2 separate regions of the Homo sapiens genome follow, and region 1 is linked to region 2. Evidence: chromatin loops called from intact Hi-C (ENCODE). Cell type or tissue: mammary epithelial cell. All regions are shown on one strand. Links, peaks and the distances in the headings refer to the core of each region. The heading gives the core; the rest is flanking DNA.

The links. A loop is a pair of places that touch in the nucleus more often than their neighbours do. Peaks named below come from ENCODE experiments on the same cell type or tissue, not always from the same donor. Only the 100,000 strongest peaks of a DNase experiment are listed, where the experiment ranks them.
Region 1: a loop joins it to region 2, with 6 times the contacts of the local background. A loop is called at or near these places in 3 of 110 quality-filtered maps.

Annotation. Positions count from the first base shown.
Region 1 is chr14:99,727,008-99,741,328 of GRCh38, reverse strand. CYP46A1 (cytochrome P450 family 46 subfamily A member 1) reads right to left here. Exons shown (of 15, transcript NM_006668.2): 15 at 14,028-14,321. It also overlaps a transcript of EML1 not described here. Among named protein-coding and RNA genes, the nearest start is that of CYP46A1, 50 kb to the right of the region's middle. RefSeq lists enhancers at 1,367-2,177, 2,989-3,799, 8,908-9,767 and a silencer at 11,089-11,208. In mammary epithelial cell, for the core only: a CTCF peak has its summit at 11,229; no DNase peak of the experiment used is centred there; H3K27me3 peaks cover 614 bases.
Region 2 is chr14:99,511,294-99,526,363 of GRCh38, reverse strand. It overlaps CCDC85C (coiled-coil domain containing 85C), which reads left to right. Exons shown (of 6, transcript NM_001144995.2): 3 at 4,124-4,231; 4 at 9,181-9,276; 5 at 10,078-10,176; 6 at 11,029-15,070. The coding sequence ends at 11,118. CCNK (cyclin K) reads right to left here. Exons shown (of 11, transcript NM_001099402.2): 11 at 13,924-15,070. Among named protein-coding and RNA genes, the nearest start is that of CCNK, 37 kb to the right of the region's middle. RefSeq lists enhancers at 3,495-4,056, 4,057-4,616, 13,058-14,058, 14,059-14,558, 14,559-15,060. In mammary epithelial cell, for the core only: a CTCF peak has its summit at 7,777 (motif pointing left); a DNase peak (open chromatin) is centred at 7,753.

The DNA of each region.
Region 1 (14,321 bases), core at 6,322-14,321, 210 kb before region 2:
CAGCCATGTCTCAACACACGAACAGGGTGACTGTGGCCCAGAGCAGGGCAGTGGGACTGGCGGAAGGTTACACAGGAGGAGAGACAGGGTCACTCTGCTGGCTGAACACTTCTGCAGGTTAGAGGCCTGTCCTTACCATACCTGCTGCAGCAGGGCAAATGCCCATCTGTCACAGAGGCTCACAGAAGTTAAGTGACTCACCCGAGGCCACAGAGCTAGGGAGTGGTAGAGCTGGGATTTGAACCCTGGTCTCTGATGGACCTGCATTCATTGCTCTGCTGAAAACAGAACAGCCTGCTCTTCGGTGCTTAGGATTGTAAAGTTGCTTTGCTGGAAACTTTCCCAAGCATGGGTGCAGCTTACAGCACAGAGACCTGGATTCTCTTCCTGCAGATTCTGGCCAGGACGGAGATGGGTAAATCACAAGGTCAAAGGCAGGAAAAGACAATCAACAGACCCAGGATGTGTAGAGCCAGCATCTTCTGAGGCCCCATCTATGCCAGGCAGGTGCCAAGCACTTACAGATCCTATTTCCAGACCCAGTGAGAGAATTGACGAACCCCCCATTTTAAAGATGAAGAAACTGAGGCTTAGAAAGGTGACGTGACTCTGCCCCGAAGAGACAGAGCCAAGCCTAGAATGCAGGCAACTGTAAAGGAAGCGCCTTTGCTGGCCGTGGTGTGTGGGCCGGTACTTGATGCAGGAGAGTTCCTGCTATAAATACGGTGCTGACTCCCGGGTAACCTTAGCTCCGGCTCACCCACCCAGGCACAGGGCCATAAATCCAGGGGCCGGCCACCTCCTGCTGTGCTCCTGCTCTGCAGAATTTTCCTGACACCCTAACAAGGCACTATGTTTTTCTCTACAGGTTGCAAGCTATTGGAGGCAATGTTGAGCTAGCCAACCCTGAAATGAGAGCTGCTTCTTCAGGTGCAAGCCAAAAAGCCCCACAAAATAGCCAGCCTCGCCCTCCTTGGGTGTGCAGGTGGGACTCCCGGGAAGAGGGGCCTAACCTGGCTTCTGTGCTAACAGGGTCTGAGGAACTGGGTTCGAATCCCTGCTCTGCCATTGACCAGCTGGGTGACCTCACATGTGCCTCTCTGAGCTTCAGTGTTCTTAGTTACACGGTGGAGCTGATAGCCCCCACCTCCAGGTAATAAACAAAACAGTGTGTCCAGGACACAGTGGGTCCTCTGCTCCCCTCATCTCCCTCTCTAGGTTGCTTATGTATTGGTGAAATAATAAGAGCTATAACCACTAACAATAAGCCTGGCGTTATTTTAGGTGTGTTACATGCTGTTAGCCATTTAATCCTTAGTGCACGTTGAGGAGTTAATGTCCCAGTATTGTCCCCACCTAATGGATGGGGAAACTGAGGCACAGTGCCCTTGAATAGTCTGCCCTAGGTCACACCAGTCACGAGTGGAGAGCTGAGAATGTTCCCACTGCCGACACGGCTTGGGGATCGGTTACTGAAAACAGGTGAAAATATTTCAGAGCAGTGTCCTTGGAGCAACCACTGGTTGCTGCCGGGCAGGAATCCTAGAAAGGCCTGAACTTCACACTGTGTGCTCCAGAAGACCCCCTTCTACCCATAAGTAAATATACCTTCCTGCACCAAGATGCCGCCTTTACTCCTGCCAGCCAAGTTCAACTTCAAACCCACATATTAGAGACAAAAGACCGTCACGTGGCATTCTATAGATGGGAAAACCAAGCCTGGAGCCTGCCCAGGGCCACCTGCCCACCAGGGCAGACAGAGCCAGCCTGGAATCCAAGCCCCACCTCCCAACCCAACTGGGCTGACCCTCTCCTAGATGGGGAAGGGATGGTGAGGCCCACGTCACCTCCCAGCCTCCAGGCTGCGCACACACGTGCATGCTCAGTGCCCATTCCTTTGCTCCGACGGGCTAAATATTGTCCTGGCCTTCCTGAAATACCCATCTCCATGCGGGTGGCTTTACAAACTGCTAAAACCAGGGCCATGTCCCTGGTGGAGAGGGAGAGCTATTCCGGGTTAGCGTCAGGTGTGGGGCAGGGCCAGCCAGAAAGAGCTGTCTGCTGGCTCCCGGGGCTCCCGCAGCCCCGGCGGGCAATTTCTGGCAGCCAGGACAACTGGCACCCAGTGGAAGAGGGTGAGGTCAGGCCCCTTCTGTCAATGTACCCCTCCCCAACACACACACACACACACACACACACACACACACACTCTCTCTCTCTCTCTGTCTCTCTCTCTCACACACACACACACACACACACACACTCTCACACTCTCACTTGCTCTGTTCCAAATCCTACCCAGCCAGGCCAAGGCGCTGGCACTGTTCATTAGTAACAGGGTATCTGCAGGGTGCTGTCACCCACGATCTGCCCCACACCCCCCAGGAGACCCTGATGAGTTCCGAGAGCCTCCGAGGTGGGGTTTTATGGAGAAGGAATCCACGTGCCAGCGACAATCGGTGGCTTACGAAGGAGGCCCTGCTGGAGGAGGCCAGACCTGGCTGCCTGGGCTGCCTGGGATGCCCATCTGCTGCCCAGGGTGCCCACCTGCTGCCAGCACGCAGGGCCCTGAGCACTCAGTGCACCCCAGGCACCCACAGGCGCTTTCACACAATATCATAAATTTAATTTTCACAGCCATTGGGGGGTTAGGACCACAGTCTCCATTTTTACCTGGGGACACGGAGGCTCAGAGAAGTTAAGCTACCTGCCCAAGACCACCCAGCCTGGAGGTGAAATAACTGGAATTTGAACCTGGACAGCCTGACTCCAGAGTCCCCCTGGATTTGGCCGTCCCCAGCCCCCATTCCGCCAAGGCTGGCTCTGTAACTGGCAGGAGCCGGGGGCAGCCAGCCAGGCACATAGGTGGCCAGTCCCCACCACAGCCTCTGGCCTCAGGCAGAGCAAAGGGCAGTGGGCAGACCCCAGAATCTGATCGCCCTTCTGCCTGCCTGTGTCGCTGGCCATTTTCAACCTAGAGGATATGAGGGCACACAGAGGGCCTGCCTGGTGCTGCCGGACCAGGGACTCAGAACGCCCAGAGGTCTCAGACTTGGGGAATCAGACGGAAGCTGTGTGCTCTCCCCCGCCGTTAAGTGTTCACACACACTCGTCTGCATGCGGTTCCAGTGGCCCACGGCATCCTGAGCCCACCCATGGGTCCCGTCGCAGCCCCTGCCCCTCTGTCCTGGGTCAGCTCTGGCCCCGGCTGCCAGCCCCAGGAGAGCTTGAATCAGGCACAGCTTCCTGCACTGGCTACACTGGGCAGTCAGGGGGTGTGGCGGAACCCAGCTTTGAAAGTCAAGCTCCCCCCTTCCAGCGGCACAGGCCCCCCAGGCGTCGGGCAAGGAGGAAGGGGGTCCAGCTCACAGCTGCCTGCAGCCTGCGGGGGCCCCAGTGCCCTCGGCGACTGGCGGCCTTGGCTCTGCAACCGGAGCCACAGCGGGTAAATATAGCGCTGCCACTCACCGGCGGAGGGGCCCTCGCCGTCCGACATGGTGTGGAAGATGGGCGGCCGGCTGGCCACCAGCCTGCAGGGTCACTCAGAGCCTCAGCGGCTGTCACCCACCCAGCAGGGCTTGGGGCTCCTCCGCGTCCAGCCCCAGGCAGCGTCCCGCCCCGGCCGGCCTGGCCACCCCCCCATGCTGGGCTGGGCAGATAAGAACGTGCTCAGTGCCAGCAGCCTGTGCGATTGGTGGATAAATCTGGGCACTGCCCTCCCCCGCCCAGGGCCTCTCTGGGGCAGCCCCAGGATGTTGCTTGAGAAGCCACTGCACCCTTAGGTGCTTGGTCAGTCCCCAAGACTCCAGCTCCTGGGGACTTGGGAATGCCTGTACACTCTTTCCTTGGGAACGGTTCCACCCAGCCAGCAAGGGACGTTTACGGACATTTAGGGAAGGAGAATAACAAGTGATGCTACCACTGAGTACATGCCCGGGACCAGCAGTTATGTGAAGTGTGGCCACCCCTGTCATCTCACTGCTCTCCAGAGCTGCTGCGACCATCATGTCCATGTCACAGAGAGGTTAAGGGACCCACCCAAGCCACCGGGTCAGTACGGGGCGTGAGCAGGATCTGGAGCCAGGCTGTCTGTCTCCAAGGCTGCAGGAAGGCCGTCCCTTGCCTTTGATTGTTTGGCCAAAAGCAGCCAGCACTTCGGGCATCTACTGTGTGCTGAGTGTGCCACGTGTTGGGGGTCGACAGGGGATGGAGACAGGATCCCCAGGGGCAGTCATGTGGTCCTGGCAGAGTGTGGGTGCTCAGGAAAAACTGGTTGAAAGAATGCACTCCAGCAAGCTCTTAGTATGCTCTTGTGTACCTGGCTCAGAGCCAATCCAGCCCCTCCCCTGGTCCCCACAAAGTGCAGGGCAGGACCAGCCAAGGGCTGGAGATCCCAGAGGCATCACCCCAGGGTTGGGCTTTGCTGGGCCCCCCAGGCCCTAGGTCTACCTAGTTCTGTATGCAGAGACCAGAGGGAATGAAATGGCTTAAAGAGAAGGGAGAGAAACTCAATCTGAGAGATCCAGGAGGGCTTCCTGGAAGAGCAGGCATTTGAATTATCTTTAAGTGAAAATAAAGTTAGTTCTTTCTTTCTTTTTTTTTTTTTTTTTGCCACAGGGTCACTCTGGGGTGCAGTGGTATGATCACAGCTCACGGCAGCCTCAACCTCCTGGGCTCAGGTGATTCTCCCGCCTCAGTCTCCCTAGCTGAGAACACAGGTCTGTGCTGCCACACTTAGCTATTTTTTGTAGGCGGGGGGGGGGTCTCACCGTGTTGCTCTGGGTGGTCTTGAACTCCGAGCTCAAGCAATCCTTGTGCTTCGGCCTCCCAAAGTGCTGGGATTACAGGCATGAGCCACTGTGCTCAGCCCAGAAAGTTTTTTTTTTTTTTTTTTTTTTTTTTTTTTTTAGATGGAGTCTTGCTGTTGCCCAGCTGGAGTACAAGTGGCGCCATCTCGGCTCACTGCAACCTCCGCTTCCCAGGTTCAAGCAATTCTCCTGCCTCAGCCTCCTGAGTTGCTAGGATTACAGGCACCTGCCACCATGCCCGGCTAATTTTTGTACTTTTAGTAGAGACAAGGTTTCACCACGTTTGGCCAAGCTGATCTTGAACTCCTGACCTCAAGTGATCCCCAAGTGCCTCGGCCTCCCAAAGTGCTGGGATTACAGGCATGAGCCACCGCACCCAGCCCAGAAAGTTTTTTGAAGGGAATAGAGGGTGTTCTAGGAAGAGAAGCCAGCAGGTGTGGAGGTGAGAAAGCCCGGCTGAAGAGTTACAGGGGTCTCTGGCAGGGCTAGAGGTGGCAGGGGTCGCTGGCAGGGCTGGAGGTGGCAGCAAGCCTGAGAAGAAGGATGATGCTTATGGCAGGGGAGGCCTCAGGGCTGGGGAAGTCAGAGGAGGCTTCCTGGAGGAGGGGGCAGATGCTGGTGCTGAGGACTAATGAGCCTCAGGAAAATGAGAGGCGGGTGGAGCAGCGTGCTGGGGCATCCTGGCAGCTCTTCCATCTGCACTGAGGCCTTTTCTGGCTCAGGGACCTGGGGAGTGAAGGCAGGAGGACGAGGCCTCCATGTTTCCAAAGGAAGCCCTATCTGTGGGTGGGGTGGGGAAGAAGGCTGTGAAGTCACAGCCTCCACGCTTCACCCCTGCACTGGCCATCGGAGAGAAAGAACTCAATCTCTATGGTATAGGCATTTGCCTGTGCTGTTCCCTTGGCCTAGGAATTCTCTGTCCTCCTCTTTCCGTGGGAAGCTGTGGCTGCCCCTAAAGGCAGCTCAGGGGCCCTGCTCCATTTTCCCTTGCCCCACACTCCACTCTGCCAACTCCGACCTCACTGTGGTCAGTGCCTAGTCCTGGCTGTGTCCCCCTCTTGGTTGGCTCTTGCTGCCCTGTCAGATAATGAACTCACCATCACTGATGGTATTCAAGCAGGGCTGCGCAGCTGCTGGGCGGGGACACAGCGGAGGGAGCTCAAGCATCATGTAGGGTTAAATGGCTGTGGGGTCCCTCCCAGGTGACCAACTTGTCCCGTTTCCCTGGGACTTCCCCTGTTTTAGCCCTGAATGTCCTCCATGGATCCTGGAAACTGACCCCCCACCAGCTTCAGACAAACCAGGACTGGTGGCCATCTTGGGTCCCTCCTAACTGAAGTTTTCTTTCCTCCTAACTGAAAATTTAATTTTAAGAGAAAAAAGAGAAAGACAAAGCCAGACCTCCCCTGGAACTGTCTCCTCCACCCCGAAAATTCCCCTCGTCCCTCCGCATCCCCTAGGTGTGATTCCAGGACAACTCTGGGGGAGGGGCGGAGGTGGAACCACGGTGCTCTGTGCCTTGGGCTGGGGTGAGGGCGCGGCAGGGAGAAAATCGGGTGCAGGTCAGCAAAGACAGAAGCCCAGTGTCTTCCCCTGCAAAGTGGGAGGAGCCCCGCCTGCCCGGCTGTGGGCTGAACTGAGGTAGCTCTGCGGCACTTGGCAGACTTCGGGTATGCACAGGTGGCATCTGTATCCCCGGGGAGGGGGTGTGACCAGGGAAGGACTGGCGTGAGTCCCTCGCTGGGCACCTCTGCTTTGCCTTGGCGCGGCAGCTGGTGTCAGGCACTGGAGGGAATGGGAGGCATGGACTGGGGGCTGACCTGTCTCCTAGGTCCCACCCCGCTGTATGGGCTTCACACACTGTGGCCCCTCTCAGTGCCTGCTGTCTGGCACACCCAGGCCCATGGGTCAATGCCAGGCAGGGCCTGTGGCCACATCTCGGGTCTCAACTCCTGTCACCCTTGCTCTGGGCTCCCTGGGATGGGATGGGATGGGCTGGGCTGATGGAGGGGCACGCTGTGGGACAGAGGGGGCCAGTGCTGACCCCCCAGGAACCCCTATGAGACTGCCAGAGTCCAACCCGGGGTTCTACAGGTGTGGGATGCATCTTGGTGCTGGACAAACTGGCACTGCAGAAAAGAGCCCCGCCACACCACCCGCCTCCCCGACAGAGGCCTCACCTTCACCCAAGTGGGCTGCGGGACCAGGGCTGGGAGGAGCCTGGTGTCAGGTGAACCCAGGTCAAATCCCAGCTCCAGCAGCCCTCCTGGGTGACGGGCACAAGCCTGGCCCCAGCCTCGGTTTCTTGCCTAGAAGGGGTGATGCCCACTGGGGCTGTGGTGAAGATTAAACCAGGGCAAGATGCCACGGAGGGGCATTCCAGCTCCCCACCCTGCGGCCATCTGTCTGGCTGCCCCTGTGTCTCACCCAAGCAGACCGCCCAGTGTCCACTGGCTGGAGCTGGTTCCCTGTGGCCGGCCACTTCCCCTTCCTGTGTCTGGCTCCAAGTCCCTTCCTGTTTTCTTTATCATGGGAACGTGTGTTGGGGATAAACAACTAGAGTCCCCTGCTCCTGAGGCCACTGCACATGTGCAAGAATGTGTGTAAGTGGATGTGTGTGTGATGCCTGTGTGTCCACTGGGACACGTACACAGGTGCAGTGGGCACGTGTGGGAGAGTGTGTGCATGCAAGGATGTGTAAGTGAACGTGTGTGATGATGCACGTGTGTGCACGGGTGCATGGCAGCGGGCACATGTGTGGGGGAGTGCGTGTGCATGTGAGAATGTGTGGGTGTGTGTGCCCATGGGAGCTTGTGATGTCCACGTGCGGGAGTGTGTCTGCGTGTCGGGTGTGTGTGTGCATGATGCGCCTCCTGCAGCTCACCCTGAAGCTGCAACAGTTTGTGTGCCCGCTGGCCCCCGAGGGCTCACCTATGTGTGATTTGGCTGGTCTCAATAGCTACTCCACGGTCACCATGATGGGGCAGGTGCTGCAGGGGCCTGAACAAGCTCTGGGGGCAGCCTCTCAGGGCCCACAGGCTTGTGGGTGGAGGGCGCTGGTGAAGGAACTGAGGTCAGGAAGGAAGGGCAGGTGGTCAGCGAGGACCTCTGAGAGTCATCCACACAGAGACCTGGGAAGTGAGGAATGGGGATGGGGATGGATAGGATAAGATGGGCCTAGCGGTGGGAAAGAGCTCGGGCACCCAGGAATGGTTCGAGATGGCCAGACAGTGGTGTGAAATCTGGTCGGGCAGGAGTTGGGGTCATTGGAAGGGCATGGGGCAAAGGGAGGGGCACACATATACTGATGCCTGTGGGGCCCAGCCCAGAGCCAGTGCCCTTCCTGGGTTCCCTGAGACACCACAGCATCATGCCACTTCCCAGGGGAGGCTCTGCAGTGACTGCTCACCCACGGTGTGCCCAGGCCCCTCCCCGGCTGCCACCGCCTGGAGGAAGGCCAGTCCCTGGGTTCCCACACTGTTTGGCCAGCCAGCACCAGCACTGGCGGGAAAGTGTCCCTGGAGGGACAGAGGAGGGTCAGTGATCAAAGGTGGAGGGGCAGCCAAGTGTGGCGGGGGTCAGGGAAGAGGCCCCGCTTCCCACCCGTACCTCCCCCACCGCTGACACCTGCTGCCCCGCACTCACCCGGCCCTGGCTGGGCCTCAGGAGTGCAGCCTCTCCCTGCTGGAGACCCCTCAGACTTGGGTTCCCCCTGTACACAGAGCCAGGACAGGTGAGGAGCAGGGAGCCTCACGTGGGGCCTTGGTGGCCACGACTTGAAGGACAATGGATGTCCACACTGGATGGCCCCAAGCTCCTGGCTGTGTGGCCTTGGGCAGGTTAGCCCATCTCGCTGGACGTGGGGTGAGGACAGAACGCATGCCACACGGCAGGGGCCCAGCCCACGGCGACGCGTCTGATGTTTGTCCACTGCCTTGGGTTCAAAGAGACACCTCCTTGTAGTCCAGGTCAGGCCTGACACACCAGCTCCACACAGAGCATGAGACACACACGGATGTGGAGACTCATCCGCACAGCCTCACACACTGGGGGCCAGACAGATACCCGGAGACAAGGGAACAGGAACACGAAGAGGTACGGAGAGACACGCAGAGACACACATCTGCACGTGGGGCTCACATGCACGCACACACGTGCACCTGCTCCAGCAAAGCTCTGCGAGCTGGTTCCAAACACCCAGGGCCCCCTGTCCAGCCCAGGCACCCCTGACTGACCGCTGCCTGGGTGGCCTTGGGCAACCCTCCCAGCGTCCAGGCTCCCAGCCAGGAAAGAAGCCCGCGAGGCGCATGCAGCTGCACCGGGTGTTCCTGGGCTGAGGGTGTGGGCAGCTCCTGGCTTCCTTGGGCTATCCCCTCACCTCTGGGGTGGCGGCCAAGGAGCCACTGTCATTTGGGAGGGGGCAGGGAGGTGATGGGGAGGCCTCCCAGGTTCAGGCTCCTGGGCTCAACAGCAGGGGCAAGGGCCCCAGGGACAGCCCACCGCACCCTCTGCCCTCTGGCCCTGAGATGGGGCAGGCCGCCACCTCTCGGAGCCTCGTCTGTAGCACAGGGGCCTGGAGGTACAGGAAAGCTGGCTCAGGGTTGGCCGTACAGCGCGCCCAACAGTTGACGCTCATGGCCAGCACAGTGTGACTCGAATCATCGGGGATCCTCACCCAGTGTCTGCCACTGGCCGATGGGCTCTTGCCCTGGGCCCAGGGTGCTCCTGTGCGGGCTGCTGCTCATGCCGGTCTCTGCCTGGCCTCGCCCTGGGCCCATGGAGCCCCATCCAGGGCAGGCTCCAAACGGGATGCAGCTAGCAGGTGTCCTGCACAGGGACCTGCAGCCTTACCCTTGGCACCCAGAATTAGCAGGCTGCCTCCCGCAGGGTGGGGGGGACCCCTCTGCCTGGCCACCCGGGGTCTGGTCCCCGCAGGGGCTGCCCAAGAAGTGAGCACCAGGTAGGTGACTATGGTTTTCTCTGGTGAGAAGGATTTACTGGGGAGAGGCTGCGTTCCAGAAGAAATGAGTGTTTTTAAAGCTCCAAGCCAAGGCAGGGCCTTGACTCTGTCCCTCCCCACCCCTGGCCCTGGATTCAGAGAAATGACCCTCCCTCCCACTGTGAGTCCCCTTCCGTCTGCCAGAAATACCCCCAGTGACTGCCGGGGAGGGTGCGGGTGGGGGTGGGGGTTATTTTTGGACATCCAGAGATGCCTGAGGCTGGAGCCCGGGGTGAGGCTGGAGCCCGGGGTGAGGTCCGGAGCCCAGGGTGAGGTCTGGGCAGATGTGAATTTAGTCACTCCAACTGACTGGACCAGCATAAGGCGCTCGGTGCCCGCTCAGCCAGGACTGCCAGGAGGGGCCGGCTCAGGCTTCTGCCAAGTCCCATCCAGAACCTTCCCAGGTGGGCAGCTAATTGCTGGGACACAGGGCATGGTCCTCTGTCTACCCACATTGGCTGTCACTGAAGCCCAGCAGAGCCACCGCCTCCAGCCCCAGCACCCAGAGCACAGAGGAAGAAAACCTCCCACCTGGCCATAGCTGGGCCAAGGCTCTCACCCCACACCCGGCAGCCCAAGGTTCCTGAAGCCACCCCCAACCCAGCCTAGGCTCCTAGGCACCCTAGAGGGCTGGGCCAGCTCAGGGTCTCCAGCCGCAGGTCGCTAGGGCAGAGGGCAGGGAGGTTTCCAAAGGTTTTCAGAGTTCAGCAGCTCAGCCCTGGGTAAGCTAGTGCCTGGGGAAGGCGGGCCCCCAGGAATGTGCAGGCTGGAAGCCTCCTGCCGGGACGCGAGCGTAGATCAAACACGTCCAGGTTTACAGAGAAGGGGACAGGCTCAGAAAAGGCTGCCACTGGCCGAGGTCACAAGAGAGGGAGTGGCAGGGCAGGGCGGGGCCCGCAGTCTCTGGAGCCGCTTAGTGAGGGCATCCCCCGGGCCTCCCCGGTGGCAGCAGCAGCCTGCACCCCGCCCGAGCCCCCCGACCCCACGCACTTCCCGCCAGAGCTGCGCGTTCCCGCCCGGCGCGCCTCCCGGCCGGCCTGCCAGCGCCCCAGACCCAGGCCCGGCTCCCGGCGAGGCCTGCGGACCCACCCGCCAAGCGACCGCTACACCCGCCCGGGGGGCCGTGCCTGCGCCCCCAGCAGCTGCCAGACCTCACCGCGCCTCGGGAGCCCCATCTGTGAAATGGGGGTGGCTATCCCACCCCTACGCCGTGGCCAGAGCTTGCCACTGCCGACCCCCGGCCTCCCCGCTGACCCCGCTTCCGGGAGCGGGGCTGGCGTCCCCTCGGCCCACCCACTCCGCGCCTCGGGACCCTCCGCGCCTGGGGCCGGCGCCGCCCGCTCGGCCTGGGCGGGAGGGCGAGCCCGAGCTCTGCGCCAGCGCGCCACCGTGCGGGTCTTCCGGGGACTGCGCCGCCTTGCCTGCAGAAAAGCCCTCCCTTCCCTGCAGGTGACAATGACCAGACTCACAGTGCCAGAGCCCGACCCTCGTGTGGACACTAATTCCCCTCCAACCCTAGGAAGTGGGTCCTATTATTTGTCCTCCCTTACAGATGGGGAAACTGAGGCCCAGGCAGGTGGGGGCAGGATTTGACCCCAGGTAGCCTTGCTGCACAGCCTTGGGTTTAATCCTATCCATCTTGCCTGGGTCCCGGGGGTCAGCTTCACCTGGACTGGCGGCACCGGCCCATGCACATTGGGATCTACTGGGAGACTTAAAAAGAAAACAGTTGGGCCAGGCGCGGTGGCTCACGCCTGTAATCCCAACACTTTGGGAGGCCTAGGAGGGTGGATCATCTGAGGTCAGGAGTTCGAGACCAGCCTGGCCAACATGGTAAAACCCCGTCTCTACTAAAAAAATATATTAAATACAAAAATTAGCTGGGCGTCATGGCACATGCCTGTAATCCCAGCTACTCCAGAGGCTGAGGAACCCAGGAGGCGGAGGTTGCAGTGAGCAGAGATTGTGCCACTGCACTCCAGCCTGGGCAACAAGAGTAAAACTACATCTCAAAAAAGAAAAAAGAAAAAGAAGAGTTTCTGGGCCCCACCCCAGAGGCTGATTCACCTGGCCCAGGTGGCTTCCCCATGCAGCATGGACTGAGAGCCACCTGCCCCTCACAGAAAGCCCAGTCTATGGAAGAGGAAGTGGCTCAGAAAGGAAGGGCAGGATGGCCCCACCGGCAGTGACAGTGGGGCTGGGGGGTTCTGGCTCTGCACTTCCCAGCCATCTGGGATTCCTGGGGCGTGCAGAAGACAAGCCCAGGCCTGCAGGGATAGGGCATGCTGAGCCTGTGGAAGGCCACTGGATGCAAAGGGCCATGGGTTCAAGTGCTGACTCCACTATGGCCCAGCTGTGGCTCTGGCCTGGACTTCCCCATCTGTGAAATGGGGCATAGTTGGCTCCTGTTTCCTGGCAGGATTTGAAGAAATCATGGTGTGAAGGCTCAGGCTCAGCAACAGACAGATATTTGCCAAATCAGGGGATGGTCAAGCCGGGAACTTGAAGTCTCTGGAGGGAGCCGATCCCTCCAGGCCCCTCCAGACAATGCTGGGTTGCATTGCTGCAGTACTGAGGCTTGGTGGCCTGTGGCCCTTTTAGATGGACTGTGAAGGAGGTGCTGTACTGTGGGGACTAGGCCCAGCCACAGCAGGAGGCAGAGGGCATGGACTGTGGGAAGCGTGGGCAGGTGTGTGGGTACTGGTGAACCTCAGAGACTCAGAGAAGGGCTGCAGAGGGCGGAGTGGGGGGCACAGCAGAGCAGGTCGGGGAACAGTGCCCAGCTGGGGGCTTGGGAACAGGACGCTGGGAGACAGCAGCATTTGGGGTGGCTGTGGGAAGGGGCTGCTTCTGGCCAGGGATGAGTTTGACCAGGTGGCTGGAGGCTGAGCCCGGGCATACCATTCTCAAAGTGAGTGGTGAGTTTGGGGGCCCCTCAGACAGCGAGCTGGAAATGGAGAGGGTGGAGGGTGCAGCTTGATGATGGGCTGGCCAGGTGCCCACGTGGTCAGGCGAGGTGCTAGGGGAGCAGGAGGACCCTCGCTCTGCAAGAACGCTGCAGTTCTCGAGGCATCCCGGGGCCCGACCCTCTGCCCAGAGGCCGGGGTGTGCATTCTCAGGGCCCACCTGGGCTGGGGAGAGGGGCAGGCTGGGAACCCAGACACTTGTCTCCTCCATTCTCAGAGCCACACCAGGCCCCACCTGTACTGAGCATGTCACTCCCGCCCCTGAGTCTCAGTTTCCTTATCTGCTTGATGGGACCATCCCTTGGAGCTATCATTCAAGACTGCGGCAAGGACCGAAGGAGGCCAACAATGCACATCACGGGCCGGCACACATCTGTGCCTTCCCTGTTTGGGGAGGGGGTCTTCCCAGGGGGCACATGGCCCAGGCAGGGGAGAGGGCAGCTTTTTCTTTTTTTTTTTTTAGACGGAGTCTCACTGTCGCCCAGGCTGGAGTGCAGTGGTGCGATCTGGGCTCACTGCAACCTCTGCCTCCCCGGTTCAAGCGATTCTCCTGCTTCAGACTCCAAGTAACTGGAATTACAGGCACCCAACCATCATGCCCGGCTAATTTTTGTATTTTTAAGTAGGGACAGGGTTTCGCCATGTTGGCCAGGCTGGTCTTGAACTCCTGACCTCGGGTGATCCTCCCACCTTGGCCTCCCAAAGTGATGGAATTACAGGCGTGAGCCACCGCACCGGGCCATGAGGGCGCTTTTTCTCTCTGCACAAAGACAAGCTCCCAATGGCCGAAGGAGAAACTCAGGGCAGGACCTCTTCCTTGGATGAGCTCAGAGGACACGGCCCTGGAGAGGAAGGGACGGCTTCTCCCATCACCACCACGAGGGATGCAGTCTCACCTGCCCTGCCCCCCTGCCAGGTCAGGAGGGCAGCAGGTGCCCACAGGCACGGGGCTCAGCTCCACCAAGCTGCTCCCAAGAGAGGCCCAGGGGCCTCTCTGACCTCTCAAATCCAGCTCTCAGAGCCAGTCACCCACCCAGGCCCAACCTCACACAACACCCAGGGGCATGGCCGTGAATACAGCACAGGGAACAGGCTGGTAACCTGGGGCAGTCTCTCCCAAGGCAGCGTTGTCAGGGCATCTGCGGGGCATCTGCGGGCTGGTGGCTTCCAAAGCTGTGCCAGCCTCCGCATCTCCCCCTTTTCACAGACGAGCAAGCTGAGGCGAGAGCGCATGGCCTGGTTCCAGGTCATTCATGCAGTCAACACACATTTATTGAGCATCGACTCTGTGCCGGGCCCTGGGTGGGCACAGGGGGCTCAGAGACAAATCACACGCAGACCCTACCCTTGAGGCGCTGACAGCCTGGCAGGGCAATTGGTCACGTCAACGGACACTCACGATACAGTGTGGTCAGTGTGGTGTTAGAGGTAGCACAGGTGACCGAGGGAGCACAGAGGAGGGGCCCCTGCCGGCGGGGGGTGGCAAGGAGGGCTTCTTGGAGGAGGTGACCCCTGAAGAGGGCTTTAGGGAGTGAGCAAGAGTTAGGG
Region 2 (15,070 bases), core at 4,182-12,181:
TAGCACACGCTCAGGGCAGAGGCATTGTTAGTGCCTGCAGGAGCTGCACGGGGCCTGGGCTCATGTGGCTTTTTCCTGCCCAGGTTCCCATTGCTCTGAGGGTGGATGTAGGCCCCTCCCTGCAGACGGCACCTTCAAGCTCTTCAGCTGCGGTGAAACTGGCCTCTTGTGACAGATCCCCTGGAGCCCCCACAGGCCAGAAGCAGGAGGGCACCTGACCCAGGAGAGTCTGGGCTGGGGGAGGCCTGTGTTGGGGTCCTCTCCCTGAGCCCCACAGTGTCTCCCAAGTCAGACACAGTCATTGGCATGACCTAAATTTGGGAGGGGGAGAGGGATGTGGCTGCGTTGCTGTCCACTGTGGTCCTGGACCCTGGCCACACCTGGCTGTCCGGCTGAGCCGAGCTGTGCTGTGCCACACGGTGCCAAGGGCCCATGCTCACCTGTCAGCCATCCTGGAGGGTGCTGAGGAGGGAGGAGCCTCGCAGGTCCCCACCCATCCCTGCACCGAGCACTGAGACACCGGTCCAGAGTCGCGCCAGGTGGCCCCTCCACGAGGACTCCTTCCCAGGGCATTCTGTATGAATCAGCCTGGGGCTTCGAGTCTGGTGGTCCAAGTGGTCACTTGCGGGCAGGCTGCCCAGGTGGGGACACAGGGCACCCCCTCTTCAGTGCCTGCCTCCACCCGCACCCCCAGCCCTCACTCCCCTTTAGTTGCAGCCTCCCTGATGGGGCACAGCGTGGTGCCTGGCACACAGGAGGCGCTCTGTTTGTGCCTCTCGGACACATAACCGATGCAGCACATTTGAGGGCCCAAAAGCTCTCTGGGAGCAGGAAGCAGGGTGACAGCAGCTCCCCTAAGCACAGCCCAGAAAGGCGCTTCCTGCCTGCAGCCACCCCACCCATCCTTTCCAAACAAGCAGCCTCAGGTGGGCAGGCTGGGGTGGGTGGGCTCTGTTTCCATGTCTTATCCTCTTTCTGTTCAGCATCCCCTCTGACAATGCTCCCTAGGGGTCACCCCAGGGTGGCCCCACATAGGCCCCCTGCAGCTTTGCAGGCAGGCATTCGCTGCAGGACGGGGTTCCCCTCTGGGGAGAAGGCTGGGCCGCACTGCAGAGGCCCAGAAAGGGCTGGGGAACAACTGGAGTTCACCCAGCGAGTCCTCGCTGGGCCCTGAGTTGGGCAGTGTTGCAGTGAAGGCCCTGGATACAGGCTGGAGGTGTCCTGAACTCCGGTCCTCAGTGGAAAAGGAGGCCCTGCAACCTCCTGGGTCTCTTCCTCCCTAGTCCAGGACACTCATGCTGCCCTCTGGAGGCTCTAGAAGTGAGTAATGCGGATTGGGCCTGGCCAGGGTGGAAGGGGCCACGCTGAGTGTTTGGCAGGGCTGGCCCCACCCTGTTAAGGATTCGGGAAATCTTGTTTGAGCTCTGAGCTGGCAGCTCTGTGTGTAAGATCCCTTCTCCCTGGGTCCTGAGGGAGCCACCCGAGGAAGACTGGGCAGGTGGGTGTTTCTGGGGAGCGGCAGTGGACCCCCTGCCTCCCCCTGAGGAAGGGCCAGCACCTTCCTTAGCTGGGGCTCTTCTCTGTGTGCAGAACAAGCCCAGCAGGTGATTTCAGCTCCTGCTTCCCCTCCTCGGGGAAATCCTAGGGAATCTCATTCTGCAAAGGCAGCGACCTGTCTCATAGCAGGATTTTTAATTTGGATTTAAGTGCAATAATGGTTACTCATTTGATGCGCCATTAGTCACATTGCCCCTTAATGAGAGATTGTGTGTTTTTCCTGCCTGGCTTTGTGGCTTGCTAATAAAGTTCTATGGACATGCAAATGTTTATAGAGGCTCACCGAAGGCAAGGGTGGGAATTGCGTGCAGCTAATTAAAAACCTCCCTCACGCTCACGCACACACATCTCCTCCCAGGGAAATTATCTGGGGGAGGGGAGGGGACGGCAGCACAAACCTGCGTTTTCGGTAACAGCACGTGGGAGCCCATTTGGTCGAGGGCCAGAGAGGATGTGGAGGAAGGGACGCCGGAGTCCAAACAGAAGCTGAGCAGGGCAGGGCAGGGCCGGCTGAAGGGGAGGGCAGCTGTTCCAATCCCAGGTGTACCCTTCCTGGCTGTGTGGCCCAGTAGTCAGACTGTGTGTATGTGCACGCACGCATTCAGAGTGTGTGCTGGCTTAGAATGCATTCTCCATTGGAGAAGATTTTGTAACTCTCTTACTGTTGCAGAGTCCTGGCCAAGAAAATCAGGTGGTTTGGAATTTTCGCCCTTAAGTGGAGCTAGGGGTACATCTCTCAGGAGAGGTGACCCAGAGAGGCATGGGTGGCTCTGATGGGGTGGGGGGAGGGGTGTCACTCATGGTTGGGGGAGGGTGAGTGCTGGGCCTAGGGGTGGGGGCTGTAGCCTCTTCCTCTTTTTGGTACCTGGTGGGTGGGGAGGGGGCTTTCCTTGATCTGACCTCCACCTGCGGGCCGTGAGTGCCTCTAGTTAACCTAGGCAGGGTCAGCCAGGGTTAATGCCGTGGTCAGGGCATGGCAGTCCCATTTGATGGTTCAGGGCTGTGCCCAAGGCCCCCGTGCTGAGACCCCTTTGTGATGCTCGCCAGGGTTATCTAAAACCCATCACACTTTGGGGGCCCTGCAGGAAGGTTGGTTCCCACTTCTCTGTCTCTCCTTTATGTCCCTCCCTGACCTTGGACCACACCCAGGTCCTCCCTGAGGCCCAGGAAGCAGCTCCCAGCCTCCAGTGCCCGGCTGCCCTGGCTGACCGGCGTCTGGTGGGCGTGGGCTATTTAATGAGGGGAGTCAGTGCCGGATCCCTGCTTTCCTGTCTTGGCTCCGTGGGAGCTGGTAATAGAGCATCCACTTGCCTCCTCACCCCCGCAGGACACGGCTGTTTGCTGGCCCTTGAGCCAAGCTCTTGAGACCTCCCAGCCCCAGTGGGGGGCCTGGCCAGGGCTCTGATGGGGCTGGGAGAACACAAGAGCTGGACCTCAGTGAGGCTGGGGCTTGTGAGAAGTGCGGGGCCAGGTCCAGCTTTTGAGGGAGGCAAGCAGGGTGTGTGTGGGATCTTTCACAGCCAGGCCGAGGGGCTGGTGAGTGGAACTGGGACCCCAGACATGGCTGCAGCCTGTCCTGCCTTCCTTGCCCCTGCCCCAGCCCAGCCCCAGCCTGGGCCTCCCCTGCCCCTGCAGTTTGTTTGGGTAACTCAACAGCCTGCTGATTTATGGGACATTCCGCAGGGTTTTATCTGCCCAGCCACTTTCTCTCAGTTCCTTTGAAGTAGAAAAGGGTGTTTCGGCCAGAAACACCCAAAACCCTTTAGTGATGCAGAAAGAAAAGAAAGGCCGGGCCTTCTGCTGGGCCGGGCCAGGGGAGGGGCACTGTGGGACTGACCAGAGAAGTTTATGGGACCTGTGGATTCATTCTGGCTCCTGGTCCCAGCCCCAGCCCCAAATTCTGGGGGTCGGTGGTGTTTGCTTTGCTCTTAAGCAAAGGGTCTAAGGCCAAGCCTTCCTCCCTCCCTCCTGTGTGCAGGAGTTAGTTACAACCCCACAGCTTGCACGAGTTCTCAGGGATTCAGAGGCAGCACCCAGGACCTGCTTTAGGAGCTCCCTGCCCATCCGATGGGGGAGGCAGCCTGGGCGGAGCATCCCGAGAGAGCCCCGAACCCGTGGGAGGTGGGAGGCCTCGCCTGTGGATGTGGCCCCATCTGCTGCCGATGGCTGGCCCAGGCCCTGTGAGTGGTGCCGTCTGTGCAGGGACCCAAGGGCAGGAAGTTGGAGCGGAGGAGCCAGGGTGAGTCACGGGGTGGGAGAGACACTCTCTCCTCACTCGCTCTCACTGGCTCTTCTTCATTCATTCATTCATTCTGTTTATTCAGCCATCCAACAAATGTTTACAAAGCCCACGTTGGAGAGTGGATCGCTGACATTTGAGCTGGGGAGAGTGAAGATCGATTGATCCCGGCTCGGGGGATGGATAAGCGGTGTGGAGGGGAGGGTGGAGGGGTCCTCCGGGGCCGTGCCTTTGAGCAGCCCCTGCTGCCGTGAGGAGCCATGCCCAGGGCCCTTGTCCTCCTCAGCCTGGCCCTCCGTCTAACCCCTCTCCTTCTCTCCCCTGCAGCAGGCAGGCTCCGGAGAGTTCCGCACGCTGCGGAAAGGCTTCTCGCCCTACCACTCGGAGTCCCAGCTTGCGTCCCTGCCGCCCTCCTACCAGGACTCCCTGCAGAACGTGAGTGTGCACCCCAAAAAAGCCCACATGTTCTGGATGAGGGGCTGAGGCTCAGGCGGGCCAGTGACCTGCCCGGAGGGGCACAAGGATCTGGGTGCCTGAGTTCAGCCCCAGCCCTAGGCCCTGTGTCCGTGTCCCATCCAGTGTGGCAGTTAGAGGCGGAGCCCCAGGTGGGTTGACACTGCTGGAGGTGCGGGGCAGTCTCCAGAGGCCACGTGCGCAGGGCTGCCCGTGCCTAGCCCCTGTCCCTCTGAGCAGCTCATTAGCCTGTGCCACTCCTTGGCCACGGTGGGGAGAGGGTACCCGGCCAGCCCTGGAGCTTGGGGTTCAGGTTTGTGGATTCTGCACTGAAATGACCAGCCTGATGCCTCCAGGGGTATCCTCTGCCCCTACCTGGCTGACCTGGCCTGGAGGGAATGGGGTGGGCGGCTTGGAGCCAGCTCCCGGGAAGTGGAACCTAGCTCAGGACTGTGCCCTGTAGATAGATATGATGGCAGTGGGGAGCCACAGGAGTCCAGGCCCACTTGCCCTCCTAGGACTGGGGGCCTTGCCTTGTGGGACTTCACGCCTCCAGGAGCCTTGGTGGGTGTGTAGCGGATGCTTGGGAAGCATCGGCTGTTCTCGTTGCGGCACCTGCAGAGCCGTGTATGGAGGTGCTTCTTGGGCAGCACGTGCGCTTGTAGCAGCTGTGCCCCTTCCTGCTCTCTTCCCTGCACCCCTTGCCCACAAGGCTGACCCCAGGCCCCCGGTGCAGAGCTTGCTGGGCCTCAGTGCTGGCTGCTGGCTCTGCGATTTCTCTTTTGCTGCCCTTCCACCTTCTCCAGGAATGCAGCTGTAGAGCCTGTGCAGGCAGCAAAGCCCGCCAATGGCCGATATTCCAAGCATTTATCCGGAGTCCCGTGGCTGAACGAGGCTCTAACTGTTTCATGGTGGAGGGCTCTGAAAAGCCAAGGGATGCCCTCACGGGGCTGGCTCCTTAGTCTTCATGCCCCGTGCCTCTCATTCATTCAGATCGTGGGAGGGAGTAATAGCAGCTAGCAGTTACTCAGTGCTATGTCCTGAAGTCTTCCGCGTGGCCTGCAGGTTGGGAAGTGCTGTGCAAGCACAGCTCTCACATGTACCAGGCCCGCCAGATGCTGTCTCCCTGCAGGCCTCTGGAGAGCACACCTCAGGCATGGGCCGAGCCTCAAGGCCTGAGAGTGCGGATAAAATGCTGTCAGAGTTCAGGAATGTTCAGGAAGGCTTCCTGGAGGAGGCAGCCTTGGGAAAGGGTTTGTTCCTCTTGCCTCCTTTTTTCCTCTAGACTGCTCTGTGCATGAAGGGGTGTCCCCTACTTTGGAGAGGAGGAAGTGAGGCTCACAGGGGTGGGGTGGATGGCCAGGGCCCCATGGTGAGTGCGTCCTGGTGCCTGTGTGTGCCTAGAGGTCAGGGGCCAGCGTGGGGGCTGTGCAGGGGTCGCTCCTCCATGAGGCCAGGAGGCCGGGTGATAAACTGAGGTTCAGGGGCCATGATCAGGGCTGGTCGGCGGGCAGGCCCCCAGGAGTGGGATGAACTGAGGTGCAGGGGCCGTGATCGGGGCTGGTCGGCGGGCAGGCCCCCAGGAGTGGGATGAACTGAGGTGCAGGGGCCGTGATTGGGGCTGGTCGGCGGGCAGGCCCCCAGGAATGGGATGAACTGAGGTGCAGGGGCCGTGATCGGGGCTGGTCGGCGGGCAGGCCCCCAGGAGTGGGGGTTGAGGGGTCAAGGTATCTCGTGGGAGGGGCCGATGAAGCCTGGAGAAGTGGCTGCTGTGGAGGGGCCAGGGCCAGAGGCCCTTGCTGGGGCCTGGAGAGCCCATGTCTGGCACTTGGACCCCCGGGGAGAGTGAGGGGGTTATCCAGAGAGGGCCGTCTCCGGGCTCAGACACTGCCTGGCACACAGGCCCTTCCAGACCCAGGCAAGTCTCCTTTAAGGCTACCTGTGGGTCATGGGCACATTGAGGGCATGCTGGAGAGTCCCTGGGTAAAGCAGGTGACTCTCTGGGGTGGACACCCCCTCCCTGCCCACTGCTGCCCATACCCTCCATCCACTGGCTGTCAGGGCAGGTGCCCAGTGGAGGGTGGGAGGTGGTTTATACCCATCAGCCTCCTAAGGGAGGACACTCAGACTTGTGCCGTCATCACAGTAGAACATTTTCATCACCCCAGAAAGACACCCTGTACCCATCGGCCGTCACTCCCGTCCCCCTTCCTCCCAGCCACCAGCAACCACCGACTGGTTGGTGCTTTCTGTTTCCACGGATTTGCCAATTCTGGATATTTCGTATAAATGGAATCACATGACGTGTGGCCTTTTGTGTCAGGCTTCTTTCACTCCAAATCTTGTTCTCAGGGTCCAGCCACAGGTACCCTGTATTGGTCTTCATTGCTTTTCATGGCTGAATACTATTCCATTGTGTGGGTGGAACACATGATTCCTTCATTTGTTGCTGTACATTTGGATCGTTTCCATGTTTGGGCTCACATGAATGGTGTTGCTCTGAGCGTTTGGCGACAGGTATTTTGTGGATGTCTATTTTCAGTTCTCTCTGGTGCACACTGGTATCCTCACTTTGGGCACCAGCTCAGGAGTCCCACAGACTTGGGTTTGGCGCCCAGCCCCATTGTTTACAAGCTGTTTGGTCTTGGGCAAGCCATTCTCTTAGCCTCACTCTCCTTGTCTGTAAAGTGGGCATGTAGGCCAGGCTCAGTGGCTCACGCCTATAATCCCATCACTTTGGGAGGCCAAGACAGGAGGATTGCTTGAGTCCAGGAGTTCAAGACCAGCCTGGGCAACATGATGAAACCCCATCTCTACCAAAAAAAAAAAAAAAAAGCTGGGCATGGTGGTGTGCATCTGTAGTTCCAACTACGCTGGAAGCTGGGGTGGGAGGATTGCTTGAGCCTGGGAGGTCAAGGCTGCAGTGAGCTGAGATGGTGCCACTGTACTTCAGCCTGGGCGACAGAGTGAGATCCTCTCACTCAAAAAAAAAAAAAAAAAAAAAAAAAAAAAAAAGGCATGTATGAACATGTAAAAAGATAGTGCCTGCTGGGAGCAGTGTGGCAAGGACTCAGTGGGCCCATCTGCCCTAAGTGGGTACCTAGTCAGTGGGAGGTGTGTGTGGCCCGAGGGGGCTGAGTTCTAGTACAGGTGGGGGCCCCTGCACCCCGGGAATGCCCTGGAGGTAACACTAGGGCTTTGTCTAGTCCTGGTGTCACTTTCAGGATCCCGGGCCATGCCCTCGCTGGCACCCACCACTGCCCAGTGAGGCGGGCAGGAGAGGGGCGGCTTGCACAGCCCACCCCCACGCTCCTGGCTTCCCTCCTGCCTGTGCTGCAGAAATCCCAGCCCCCTAGAGCCGGGGGCTGTAACAGGACAGGCAGCCCAGGGGCCTGGTGCAGATGAGGCCAGAGGTGCCAGGGGCCGGCTGGCACATGGCCTGTGTTCTGCAGCGGAAGGTGCAGGAAGGTGTAGGTGCCCAGGTCTCCCAGGGCCGTATGTGTGCGACTGGCGCCCCCTGCTGTCTGGCGCGGGGAGTGCCGCCTTGCGTTGCCCCAGGGGGAATCCCCAGCGTCCCTGTTGGGTTCCCTACACTACAGAGACCCAACAGCCTGGGCTGGAGTTAGGGGTCTGCACACACCCTGGGGCAGAGGACCCTTTCTATTGTCCAGACGAGGAAACCGAGGCTCAGCGTGGGTTGAGCCCCACCTCAATGACGCTTTCCTAGACCCCAGGGCTCGGGGGGCCTCCGGAGGTAGCAGCTCCCAGGCCCCCTAGCCTCAGGGGTGGGGCCTGGTCTCCATGTGGAGGCGGGAGCCGGTCAACCTGCAAGGCCCTGGGAGCAGGTCCAGGCCAGGGCGGGCGGGGAGGGCACCAGGGGTTGGCTGCCAGGCCTGCAGGGGGTTCCAGGTCCTGAGGGTCGCAGAACCCAGCCCTGCAGTGTTAGGTGGCCCCATGATGCAGGCCTGGGTGGGTGGGATTCCAGCCCAGCTCCCTGAGCTTGCCAGGCCGTTGGGAGGCGTCATCAGGGCCCCATTTACAGAGAGGGCGGCAGACTCAGCTTCCATGGTTGGCCCAAGGATTGCCAGAGGTGGGAGCCCCGAAGATGTCCTGGAAACCCCGCTTCCAGGGCCCACAGGGCACCGCTGGGTGTTTTCTGTCTGGCTCTGGGCACTTGTAAGTTCCTCCCAAGCCTCTCCCAGCATCTTGTGACCTGCTGGTTTCTGTTGGGCCCCTGTGGTCCCCACTGCAGCCCGAGGCAGAAGCCCTGCACCTGGCTTCCCAGCCACATGGACCCTTCCAGGCAGGAAGCTGGGGGTGGGACTGCCTGCCCCTGGGTAGACACGCAGCTTCTGACAGAGGCTGGGTCCCCTCCCCAAGGCCTGATGTGGGAGCTGGGCACCTGGCAGCCAATTCATCCCGCAGGGCTGGGAGGTGGCAGCTGGGAGGCAGGCCCCAGGGAGTGCTCAGGGCGAAGCCGGCCTCGCCCACCGGTGGCTCCAGGGTGGGCAGGGGAAGGGAGTTTGGAGTCAGGTGCCAGGGTTAAGTCCAGACCTTCCTGGTCTTGCTGTGATCTGGGTCTCTTGCCCTCCCTAGGCTGAACTTACTTTCCTTGCAAAACAGACGCTAGGTCTTATCTGTGGGGTGTTGTAGAGGAGCCTGAGAGGTGTGGGTGGGCCCTGGACTGCCCCTCTTGCCTCTGTGCTATCAGGGACCATTTCATCTGCAGAAGACCTGGTGGGCGGGACTGGCCAGACTGGCTGTGGGCTCCTTGGGTCTCCATCCTCACACCTGCCTCCTCTGCCTCACCCCGGTCCCCTTTTCCTCCTGCCTGGGCCCTGGCCCCTCAGAATGGGGGCCTTGTCTGAGCCACCGGTCATTCCTGTGGGAGCCAGCCAGGGTGAGCTGAGATGTGTGATTGCCTTCCCCAGGGCCCGGCCTGCCCCGCACCTGAGCTGCCCTCGCCCCCCTCTGCTGGCTACAGCCCTGCAGGACAGAAGCCCGAGGCTGTCGTGCATGCCATGAAGGTGAGGGCCACTACCCGCTCCCTCAGAAGTCCTCAGATGCTGGGTGCACTGTGAGACTGTGGGACCTTTGCACCTAGGGGTATCCAAGTGGCAGGGGTGGGAGGTTTCATCTGTGTGTGGGTGGCTGGGTGACCATGGCTGCCTGGAGCACTGTGAGGTTGAACTCAGAGGTGGCAGTCATAAGTGTGTCACCTGTCTGCCATCCCTGAGCTACTGCACCTAACAAGACTGAGGCCTGGGGTCGGGGAGGGCAGGCACCCAACTAAGGCCAGAGAGAGAGGGGCAGGAGTGGGGCTAGAACTAACCTCAGGTCTGCCAGGCCCAGCCTCTGCAGGTGCAGACTGGTGAGTCCGATGGGCTCCGGTTCCTCCAGGCTGTGCACACCTGAGCACAGTCCCCACTCCCATGCCCCCCTTCCTCCTACGTACGTGCCCCATGACATCCCACATGCATGCACGGCCACGCCTACTCACACCCCCTCCACGTGGCGAGTGCCCACTCATCTCCAGCGGGCCCTGGGTTGCAGTGAGTCCACCTGTCTGAGGGTCTTCCTTGCCCAGCCTGTCTACTTCCTCCCGGGTGGCCCAGCCATGAGCTGCTTCCCTTGTAGGGCATCCAGTGTCAGCAGGGTGAGATGACAACCTGCCCCTCAGTTTTTTCCACGCTTGTCCCCAGGGGCCCAGCGGCTCAGGGTCCTCAGCTTTGGTTCGCAGCAGGGGAGGCTGAGGATCAGGGGCCAGGTGACTTGCCCGAGGTCTGCCGGTGGCCTCTGCCCCTGACCCCGAGACCCGTTCCCTTCAGGTCCTGGAGGTACACGAGAATCTGGACCGGCAGCTCCAGGACAGCTGTGAGGAGGACCTGAGTGAGAAGGAGAAGGCCATCGTTCGCGAGATGTGCAACGTGAGGCTTCCAGGGGTGGGGGGCAGAGGCTTGGCACTGGGAGTGCGACCAGGGCCACCCAGCATGGCCATACCCTTCCCCATGTGGGACTCCATTTCTCGAATGCTCAGCGAAGGCTGGGTGACCTTGGATAGCTGGGGGGAGGCCTCAGAGGTGCTAGGAGCCCTGGCCCGTTGTCATCTCGCTGCCCCCTGCCCTTCCCAGAGGGCCCCTGGTGTCTGCAGATCCGCCCTCCCCAGGAGTGCCGTGCCTGGGGTTCTGGATAGAGCTTGAGCCCCCCACCCCCCCGGGACTGGTTTGTTCACCCCAGGTGTTCCCTGGGTGCTGGCCCCCGGGCCTCTCAGCTTGCTGGTGCCCCCTGTGGCTGCTGGCTGGGCAGATGGTGCTCAGAGCAGGAGGTCCAGGTGGAACCCTCCAGCCCACCAGGCTGGGGCTGCCCAGGAGAGCTCCGTGCTCGACCCAGCTGAGCACCATCGGCGGTCTCCTTGGGGGTGCTTGCAGGAGCCATCGGGGAAGGAGTTTCATAGGGTCTGAACCCAGGACTTAAAGGGGGGGCGAGAGGCTCTGAACTGTGCAGCCCCTCCCCCGCATCACCTAGTGGGGCCTGTGGACCCCACTGGACAGCTGCAAGGCTGAGCCACACCCCAGCAGTGACCTGCTCAGGCCCGATAGTTAGCGCGGCATGCAAAGACCTGGTGTGGGTGTCTCTGGGCCTGCAGTGGCCTCCGTGTCCCTCCTGGCCCCATGGCTCTGAGGACGTGGGTGATTCTGCCGTGATGAGGCGGCGGATGTGCATAGGCGGCAGGTGGACGCGGGTGAGTCCCACCACTCACATCTCTCTCCTCTCCACAGGTGGTCTGGAGAAAGCTGGGAGATGCAGCCAGCTCCAAGCCCTCCATACGGCAGCACCTGTCTGGGAACCAGTTCAAGGGGCCTTTGTAGGGCCACTCTTCTGTGGACGTGGACTGGCCCTGCTGGGGGTCCCCAGGGGGAGTTTCAGGCCCCAGACACGGGCAGGACCTCCAGCCCAGCCCCTGTCTTCTTCCTCTGTGGTGAACTGTACATAGGACGCTGCCCGCCCTGGCCCAGCTGCCATGGGTCCGATGCACTGGCCCAAGCCGCCATCTCCCGCCTCATACACCAGCAACCTGGGAAGACGAGACGCTGCGACTGTTCCTGCAGCAGAGCGGCCCGGACGCCTCATTCCCCCTCTGGGCCCTGGGCTCCATGAGCAAGAGGCTGCAGGCTGCTTCTGAGATCCAGCCTGGGAACTGTCCAGGCTCCTCTGTCCTGCCTGGGATGGAGGGGCCACTCATCAAACCCTCTACTCCCCGGCTGCCACCCACACTGGACAGAGACCACCACTACCTGGGTCTTGACGCAGGTGGCACCACTTCTTGCCCAAATGCCGTGGCCTGGCCCCAGGCCCCCCAAGCACTGGGTCCCCGGCATGTGGACAAGGCCACTCACCACATCTGTGGCTGGCTGGAGGCTGCCCTGGGCCCTTCCTGTGACCCTCAGCCTTGGAGGTCAGGGTGCCCTCACACCTGGGGATCTGTGCTCAGCCACCCGATGCCCGCTGCTCCTTGCTTTTGGAGGTCATCCCCCTCCCCCCCAGTCTCTGCAATGTCCCCCTGCCACCCTGTCCAGGCTATGCCCTTCTTGGGCTCCTCCTGCCCCATGCCTGAGGCACGTCCCTTTTCGTGGTTTACATGACAGGCCAGTAACAGGAAGGGCCTGGGGAGAGTTTCTGGGCTGAGCCACATGTGATTTTCCTGATGGGCAGCACTGGGCCACAGCTGGGGCTCTGGTTGGCTGTGACCTCCCCCAGGGCCTGGCTGCATCTTGGGTCCCTGTGGACAGAGCTGTGTAGGCTGCAGATGAGAGTTCTGTTCTTTTTGGGAAGGAGCGTGTCTGGCCAGGTTCTGCCTTTAGTTTGTGGTGTGACCTTTAGCAGTTCACTCAGCCTGTCTGGGCTCTTGGTGGAAACAGGTCTCTGAGGTTCCTTTTCGGCCATGCTTATGGCTCCAGGTCATCCAGCGCCACAGGGCAGGGGTCCTCACTGAGGGGGCGTGAGCCAACAGCCGACGGCTGAGGGCGGGCCGGGTGGAGCTGAGTTCTGCTGCCTTGCAGTCGCTGCGGGTGGAGAGTTGCCTCCCCACTCTGAGCCCGTGTCCTCAGTAGTAAAATGGGCAGCATAAGGCCCTCCTCACAGGATTCTGGCATCAAGTGAGATCTTCAGTGTAAATGACCATGTATAAACTGTAAAGTGCAATAGAAAACTGTGTGTGTGAGGAAAGTAAGGCCTAGAGGGGGTGATGTGTGGCACATGACAGGGATTTTGATCCCACAGCTGCAGCACGGGGACAGGCCGCTTCCCCACATCCGCTCATGCCACTGTAAGCAGCCCTAGCTCTTGGGTCCAGGACCTCACCAGGTCCTCGTCAGACTCCTGTGCTCTTCCAGGGGCTGCTCAGCCCCACCTGAAGAGCCCAGAGAGGCTGTCTTCCTACCCAGCAGGTCTCATGCAGGCCCAGGGCTGGGGATGCAGGCAAGAGGAGGGAGATGGCCGCCCTGTCCCTCTCCCTAGCTGGCGGCTCTATTCTGAGCAGTTCTTGCTGCCCGTTTGCTCTCAGGGGAAAGGCTCACGCCCCCCATCTTAGCCCCAGGGGGGTAAGTGGGTGCTGGTGATGGGATGGTGTGGCGCTCCTGCCGTGGGTGTTGCCAGGAGGCTCTTTGGGAAGGAGTGTCGCCCGGTCAGGTGGTGCGCTCCCGGTCACTAGGGGTGTACACGTGAAGTTGGGTGAACACCTGCTGCTCATGGTACCCAGTGATTCTTGCCCGAGTGGGCAGCTGAGCAGAGGCCCCTCTGGGTCTTGCAGTCCAAAGAACCGCAGAGTAGCCCAAGGGCTGTGGGTCCATTTTGAGTGGCAGCCAAGTCTGGGAGCCCGTGTGCATCATGTTTGGGTCAGGTTGGCGTGGCCACCACTGAAATAAGCAATAAGTACGGGCTCCTGGTACCTGCGGATCTCCTGCAAACAGGCCCAGAGAACAGCCTTGAAGCCACCTTTCCCCTCAAGGGGACTGACCCTGTCTTTAATGCTGCAGTGGCATCCAGGGATCAGTGGAACATTGCTTTGAGAACCCTCCTGCTGTTACGGAGGCAGCACAAAGCTGGTGACCCCTGAGCCAACACGGCACTGGGATGGCTTTCTAGGACAGAACCCTGTCGGCGACTGTCACATCTCAAACTAATAGCTGATTTTAAAAGCCAGCAGCAGCGACGCCATGTACCTGAGTACAGGTGGCAGTTGCAGAGCCGTGGGCTGTAGAAGGTCAGATGGGGCTTCCCACAGGGGAAATCTGGGCATGCTGTAGCTCAGGGTGACTCCCAGCTCCGTCACTAGCAGGGCGACCCCCTTCCTTCTGGAGCCTTAGCTCTGAAAGCCCCCAGTGGGGGTGCCCTTTCAGATGCCCCCTTTCCATTTCAAAGGCTCTGACTCTTGATCTTGAAGCCGGACGCGGCACTGGCACTCGGCTTCAGTTTCCACTGTGACAGATGGAGGTCTCCTTTCGCCCCAGCCCAGGTGGCCAAGCCCATCCTGGCCTCAGAACATGCTGAGCACATTTTGTAGGGTGGCACCTTTTTATCCAAGTTACTAGCTACACATCAGTGTTTAAAGAGAAAAAAGTGACCTTTCATTTTTTTTTTCTTGAAACTTGAGGAAACAAGATACATACTACTGATTTTTTTTTTTTCTTAAAACTAAATGCATGACTGCAGAGCGGTAGAGGTGTATATTTTTCATACTGTGGGGCAAAGTATTTGTGCTGCTTTTTGGAGATGGACTGGAACGTCTGGTTTCTGTCCCCGGGCCCGGCAGCTACGTCTATTTTCTGTAGAAGGTGCCACAGTGAGACCTGGAGCCACCCCTTCCTGCCCTGGCGCCGTTTAGAGCTGGGAGCCCGTGGACTCCCGGCCTGTTTCTACCTTCTATTCAACCACTCTGACGTGGGGAGACAAGAAGAAATAGAACTTTTTGATAGTGTGGTAAAAACATTGATTTGAACTATTTTAGTAAAAGGAGTAACAAACAAGATTGTGATAGTGTCTACTTTGAGCTAGATAAATAAAGGCCTCTTTGTGAGCCTCCTGGCTGGGTGCTCAGTGCTTGTTTCTGTCGTGGGTGGCAGGGTCAGCAGGCAGAGACAGGGCCAAGGCCCCTCAAGCACCGCAGATGGGGGCTCAGTCGGGGCCCCTTCCACAGACAGAGCCGTGGCCCCTCAAGGTGGACAGTGAGGCCGCTGCTCCTCCAGCTGCCTCTGTCTCATCACAGGCCAGAAGTGGAAAGGGTTTCAAATCCAAGCCCCCGGGTTCCTGTGTGCGTTCTACGCAGCAAGGCTTCAAAGTTTCAAACTGGTTTGGAACTCAACCAGGTCCTCCAAAGGAAACCAAGGCAGGCACAGGATGGGGGCAGGCTGGCTTGGCAGGCAGCTGTGCGGATCCACCCAGAGTGCCTTGGGAGGCAGTGGGGTTGGCTGTGGCTGCTGTGAGCTGCAGCCAGGCCTCTCCCGCGTCCCCAGGGTCTGGAAGGAGGGCCTCTGCACATTTTATAAGCCACAGACTGCGAAGGCCTGGAGCCCCACCTTCCACCCATAACAAAGAAAGGGATAGTTTCAGAACTGCTTTTATTTGGATAACTGACTGAAGGAGTCTCATTTGTAACCAAGATGGAATTCACAGTATGTTGTTACATTCACACTTAAAAAATATATCTCTATGTACAGGAATTTGCAAAGAGATGTAAACATACATTAATTTCCAAGTACATTTCTCCCCTTCTCCCTGGAGGAAAAAAAAAAAGCCATCCAATGAGGCAACCCCTTCAAAATA